2 separate regions of the Homo sapiens genome follow, and region 2 is linked to region 1. Evidence: read pairs that join two places in POLR2A ChIA-PET (ENCODE). Cell type or tissue: GM12878. All regions are shown on one strand. Links, peaks and the distances in the headings refer to the core of each region. The heading gives the core; the rest is flanking DNA.

Region 1 (2,917 bases), core at 98-2,597:
TTGACAAGTGGCTGTCTCACTGGCGCTTGTTGCAACCTAAACACTTTTGAAGTCATCCCGGAGAATACGGTGATCTATGGTGCAGACTGCCTTTGTTGGGTGCAGGCTGAGCGACCGCAGCCTCAGACACTACAGCTGGATTTCTCGATGAAAATCTTGCCAAATTACCACCACCTAAAGAAGACTACGAAAGGAAGCTCAACTCCAGTAAAGAACTAAGAACAGTACATGACATGAAGATAACATTTTGTCTTTGACTGCTGTCTTTTGAATGGGCCACAGTGTTTATGTACTCTTAGCAGCTCACAGAATAATACATGTTGACTTTATTTTGTAAAATTGGGTTGAGAGGAAAGTAATGGATTTTCATTGTAACTGTCCTTTATAATTCATGTAAAATGTATTATTTTCCTTTATCCTTGCTTCTTTTCTGATAATTTACAGATTTAGCTTTTCTTTTGTTATATAAACTGCTAGCCACAAATTTTAGTTATGTAAAAGACTACCCATTACAAGAAAGGACATATTGTTATGTATTTATATTCTGGCATAAGCTAAACTGAATAAAAATACTGGTAACAGGAAAAAAAAAAGATTGAGGTTGTGATGTAAAATAAACACATGTGAATATTAAAATTTTGGACAGTATTTTGCATATAAGCAATACCCTTTACTTCCTGATGGAGATGGAAAAGCTAAAACCATATTACAGAGCTCCTATTAATAAATGTGGCCTTGGGAGGTACTCATTTAGAATTTCTCAAGACACATGTAGCGGAGATTTTATTCAGCAGCATTCATTCCAGCATTTACTCCAGCATTATTCACCAGTTTTCTGGTAACTGGAATCTACCCCTCTCCCATTCTCTGACCCACCCAAGGGTCAGGGGTAGAGTATGTGACGGGACCCTAAGGCAATCATCACGTCGCATTATCTGGAGCCATAACTATTGAGGGCCTGGTAACATGATCCAAGTCCAGGTAACCAGAGTCACTGACAGTCAAAGGATGCAGACTCTCTCATCCACTGGACTTTCCCCATTGATGTCATTCTGGAATTGTGACAACCATCTTGCTACCACAGAGTAAGAAGTGAACTGAGGGTTTTGGCAATCCAGGGGAAGAATTGAGAAGTGGAGAAAAATAAACTAAGCCCTTTATCAATCTGTACCTAGAGTTAGCCCTGTCTTTGGATTTTTCAGTTTGGGTTAGATTTTCTGTCACTTGCAACCCAAACGGTCTGAATTGAAACAACATAGAATATGCAAAATATTCACTTACATTTATGCGTGTTGCATCTGTTAGACCAGGGGTCAACAAACTTCAGCCTGCAGACCAAATTTGGGACACTGCTTGTTTTTGTAAATAAAGTTTTACTGGAACACAGCCATGCTCATTTGTTTACTTATTGTCTGTGATTGCTTTCTCATGACAATGGCAGTATTGAGTAGTCTTGACAGAGACCTTATAGCTCACAAAGCCCTGAAACATTTGTTATCTGGCCCTTTATAGAAAGTTGGCTGACCCCTGTGACTAGACCAAGCTCCACTAGGTAGGGACTGTGTTCATTTTGCTGACTGCTATGGCCTCAGCATTTAGCATGGTGCCTGGCATATGGTAGCAACTCAATACAATAAATATTTGCTGATGAATGAACGAATCACACAGAGCTTACAACCTTTGGTGTTAAGTCAGTCTTTGTCTCAAAATGACAAGGTCTTCGGAATGTCTACAGTAAACTCATCACACATGCTCTCCCTAAAGACAAAGAGAAGATTCTGTCATCTCAGTATTGCAGTTCTTAATCAGCACAGTGGCTATTAATAAGTAGGCTGGCTTCAAAGCTGAGAAAGTCGGAGGCAAACACCAGGGCCTACGGGGCTGCTGAGATCAAAGAGGATCTTAGAGATTCACCCCGAAGGAGGGGAGTTGGTTTCATCATGCTCTTTCCTCCTCTGTGCTTCTCCAGTTTACTCACTATCAGACTTTTTATATATGGTTGAGATAGTCAATGACTCATGCCTCTTTTCTTCTAAAACCAAATGCCAGCTCCTTTCTTGCTAGAATATATAATTTTGGTCTCATTTCTAATGTTTTTCTTGTTAATAATAACATTCCTAATATTTTTTCTTTCCTTAGGTTGATATATACTATGAATACTCCATTCTTTTAAAGAAGAGCTGGTACAGGTCCTAAAGCAGTTTGAGCAGTACAGCAATTCTACAGGCATGGGATGAGAAAGGCTGAATGTGGAAAGTCTGGACAGGTACATGTTGAAGAACGTGAATATTTGGAGGACCAAGTTTAAACAAGTTGGAAGGAAGCACCTTCTCTATGTTGCAAGGTACATCCCTGAAAGCGTTTGGGGAAAACCTGGGGGAGGGATAGGGTGTTTTTCACTTCTGTTTACAATGTCTGACTTTCCTCTCAGAAAGAGGGTGACTAGGCCTTTTTGGTTGGGGCTGGACTTCCTAAAAAAGGTAGTTTTCATCAACAAAGGACCAAAACCCCAACCAAAGGGTAGGTGAGACTCTTGAGGTTTATAACTGACTTTGTTAATAAAAGACCCAAGAAAACCTATAGAATAAGGCTGATACTCAGTGAGGCTGATGGGGGTTTTGGAGTCTCCCTGATATTTACAATTTATACATAGAAGTAAGGTTGGAGCACTGGACACATAGCAAATGCTTAGTAAATATTGTTTTAATGAGTAAAAGGCTGAACAAAGTTGTTGTTGAATAGGTAGGTGGCACCTTGAAATTATGGAAGGTAGTAAAGGTTATGTCAACAAATTTAGATTGAATGTAGTAAAAAATAGAAAAAGCAAAGAAAACCCCACATTATGAACACCTTATATGTGCCAGATACTGTATTAAGCAATTGCTGCATAATCTTTTACATACTGTGATGATTCTAT
Region 2 (2,917 bases), core at 199-2,698, 87 kb before region 1:
ATTTTTCTCACCTTCTGATATCTTATTTTGCTCATTTTAAACAACTTCTGGAAAGCAAAGTTTAGCTGAGCTTGAAATAAGTTGCCTTATTCACCTCTGGGCACAGTGGCTCATGCCTGTAATCCCAGTACTTTGGGAGGCCGAGGCGGGTGGATCACGAGGTCAGATAGAGCCCATCCTGGCTAATATGGTGAAACCCCGTCTCTACTAAAAAAAATACAAAAAGTTAGCCGGGCGTGGTGGCACGCGCCTGTAATCCCAGCTACTTGGAAGGGTGAGCAGGAGAATAGTTTGAACTCGGGAGGTGGAGGTTGCAGTGAGCCGAGATGGCGTCACTGCACTCCAGCCTGGGGGACAGAGCAAGACTCTGTCTCAAAAAAAAAAAAAAAGAAACCTGGGCCACATCTAGACTCCGCCTTCTCCCTCAAACGCCTCCATTCATTCACCCAGCCCTGTTGATTCTGCCTCTAAAAAAATCTCCCACCACCACCTCCTGCTCTGCAAATCCACAACTGCTATCAGGGCCCTTGCCAGGGACAGCCAAATGTTCTAATGATGCTTCACACCTACAGTTTATAGCCCTAACCCCTGACCCCCCTCACGCAGTGCTGCAATGGTAAACGCTGTGCAGTGCAGAGCCACCCATGTCATTCTCCTGCTTCAGATCCTCCCCGGCTGCACATAACCTTCAGGATAAGGCCCAGAACCCTATGTGTGGTGCACAGGTAGCCGGCCCAAGCCCAGGCCCTTTTCCAGCTCTATTTCTTTTTCTATCTTTTTTTGTTTGTTTGTTTGAGATGGAGGAGCCTCGCTCTTGTTGCCCAGGCTGGAATGCAGTGGCCCAATCTTGGCTCACTGGAACTTCCGCCTCCCAGGTTGAAGTGATTCTCCTGCCTCAGCCTCCAGAGTAGCTGCGACTACAGGCGCATGCCACCACGTCTGGCTAATTTTCATATTTTTAGTAGAGACGGGGATTCACCATGTTGGCTAGGCTGGTCTTGATCTCCTGACCTCAGGTGATCCACCCACCTCGGCCTCCCAAAGTACAGGAATTACAGGCGTGAGCCACCATGCCTGGCCCTCCAGCTGTATTTCTTGCTGACACCCCCTTGTCCCTACCATATGCATGGTGGATTGCCTCTCCTTTTCCTCCCTGGCCGACTGCCCTCCCTCTGCCACTTCTTCAGTCCTCTCCCACCTCATCCCCCGAGACCGGGCTAGAGCCCATCCTCCTACTTCTGTGGCATCTGGGGCTCACCTCTAGCAAACACTGTGGTTGATCTACTTCTCTGTCCCACCCACTCAACCATGAACTCTCTGAGGACAGGGACCGTGTTTTGTGATACTTGCATCCCTTGAACTAGATTGTGGGAAGGAGGGACCTGGGCGATATTTAATAGCTGGTGAAACCTGTGTACCGGCCAATCAGAACTGATACCAGCCTAGGGTCTGGAACAGGGTCTTGGAAACCCCCTGCCAGAGTCAAGCCAGTAGTCGCTGTGTCACGAGGAGCTGTGGTTGGCATCCTCTAAGTTGGGCCCTAATGATCCCTGCTTCCTAGTTCCACACCCTGCATACTTCCCTCCCCTTGAGCATGGATAGCATTTGACTCTCTCCTAATAAATAGAGTATGGCTGATGTGACAGCACATCCACTCCACATTAGGCTATCGAAAGGCTGCGATTCCTTCCTTAGGTGCTTTCCCTAGAATCTTGAGGCATCCCTGTTGAGGGACCCGTGTGACGAGGGACAAGCCCTGCCACCAACCAAGTGATCTCAGAAGCCGAACGCCACCTAGGCAAGCCTTGACATGATGCAGGTCCAGCTGCTGGCTTGCTGGTAGCCTCATGGAAACCTCAAGGAGGAGGCACCCGGCTAAGCCATGTCCAGATTCTGGACCCACAGATGAAGATGTATCCTCTGGGGAGGGGAGTGGTGAAAACTGACCTGCTGATGAGACTTCGCCCTGTCAGTTAACATTGCTAATGGTAAGAACCCAGTTGCAAGACATACAGGTTGTGAATCTTTTCTATACTTTATTTTTTTTATGTTTTCTTTTTCTGAGACAGAGTCTCGCTCTGTTGCCCAGGCTGGAGTGCAATGACGTGATCTCAGCTCAGTGCAACCTCTGTACCCAGGTTAAGGTGAATCTCCTGCCTCAGCCTCCCGAGTAGCTGGGACTACAGGTGTGCACCACCATGCCTGGCTGATTTTTGTAGTTCTAGTGGACACGGGGGTTACACCGTGTTGGCCAGGTTGGTCTCAAACTCCTGACCTTGAGTGATCGGCCAGCCTCAGCCTCCCAAAGTGCTGGGATTACAGGCGTGAGGCACCATACCCGGCCCTTTTCTGTACTTTATGAAATGACAGCACGTTGATGGTCAATGACGACAAGCATAAGCTATTGGCAATAATTATCACATATTTGGGCCAAGCCCAGTGGCTCGCGCCTATAATCCCAGCACTTTGAGAGGCCAAGGCAGGTGGATCACCTGAGGTCAGAAGTTCGAAACCAGCCTGGCCAACATGGCAAAACCCCATCTGTGCTAAAAATACAAAATAATTAGCTGGGAATGGTGGCAGGCGCCTGTAATCCCAGCTACTTGGCAGGCTGAGGCAGGAGAATCCCTTGAACCCGGGAAGCAGAGGTTGCAGTGAGCCGAGATGGTGCCACCGCACTCCAGCCTGGGTGAGAAAAGCCAGACTCCATCTAATGAATAAATAAATAAATATCACATATTTGAAGTTCTTCAAAGGTTACTGGAAATTTCTATTGAAATATATCAAAATTCTAATAGATTAAGAAAGAAATATCAAATTATTTTGAGATGTTACTGAGTTACAGGATAGAGACATTTGGTCACACTCAAAAGCAATATTTGCTTTGCCGCCACCTTTTTCTTCCCAAATGGAAAGA

Evidence for each region. Peaks named below come from ENCODE experiments on the same cell type or tissue, not always from the same donor. Only the 100,000 strongest peaks of a DNase experiment are listed, where the experiment ranks them.
Region 2: POLR2A ChIA-PET joins it to region 1 with 5 read pairs; 2 of 35 experiments call an interaction of 5 or more read pairs at or near these places.

Annotation. Positions count from the first base shown.
Region 1 is chr17:65,655,180-65,658,096 of GRCh38, forward strand. The region is part of intron 24 of CEP112 (centrosomal protein 112); the gene reads right to left. It also overlaps the pseudogene LOC107984971. Among named protein-coding and RNA genes, the nearest start is that of AXIN2, 95 kb to the left of the region's middle. RefSeq lists an enhancer at 1,877-1,926. In GM12878, for the core only: no CTCF peak of the experiment used is centred there; DNase peaks (open chromatin) are centred at 1,552 and 1,832; H3K27ac peaks cover 650 bases.
Region 2 is chr17:65,567,888-65,570,804 of GRCh38, forward strand. No RefSeq gene overlaps it. Among named protein-coding and RNA genes, the nearest start is that of AXIN2, 7.7 kb to the left of the region's middle. RefSeq lists enhancers at 976-1,045, 1,166-1,215. In GM12878, for the core only: no CTCF peak of the experiment used is centred there; a DNase peak (open chromatin) is centred at 1,331.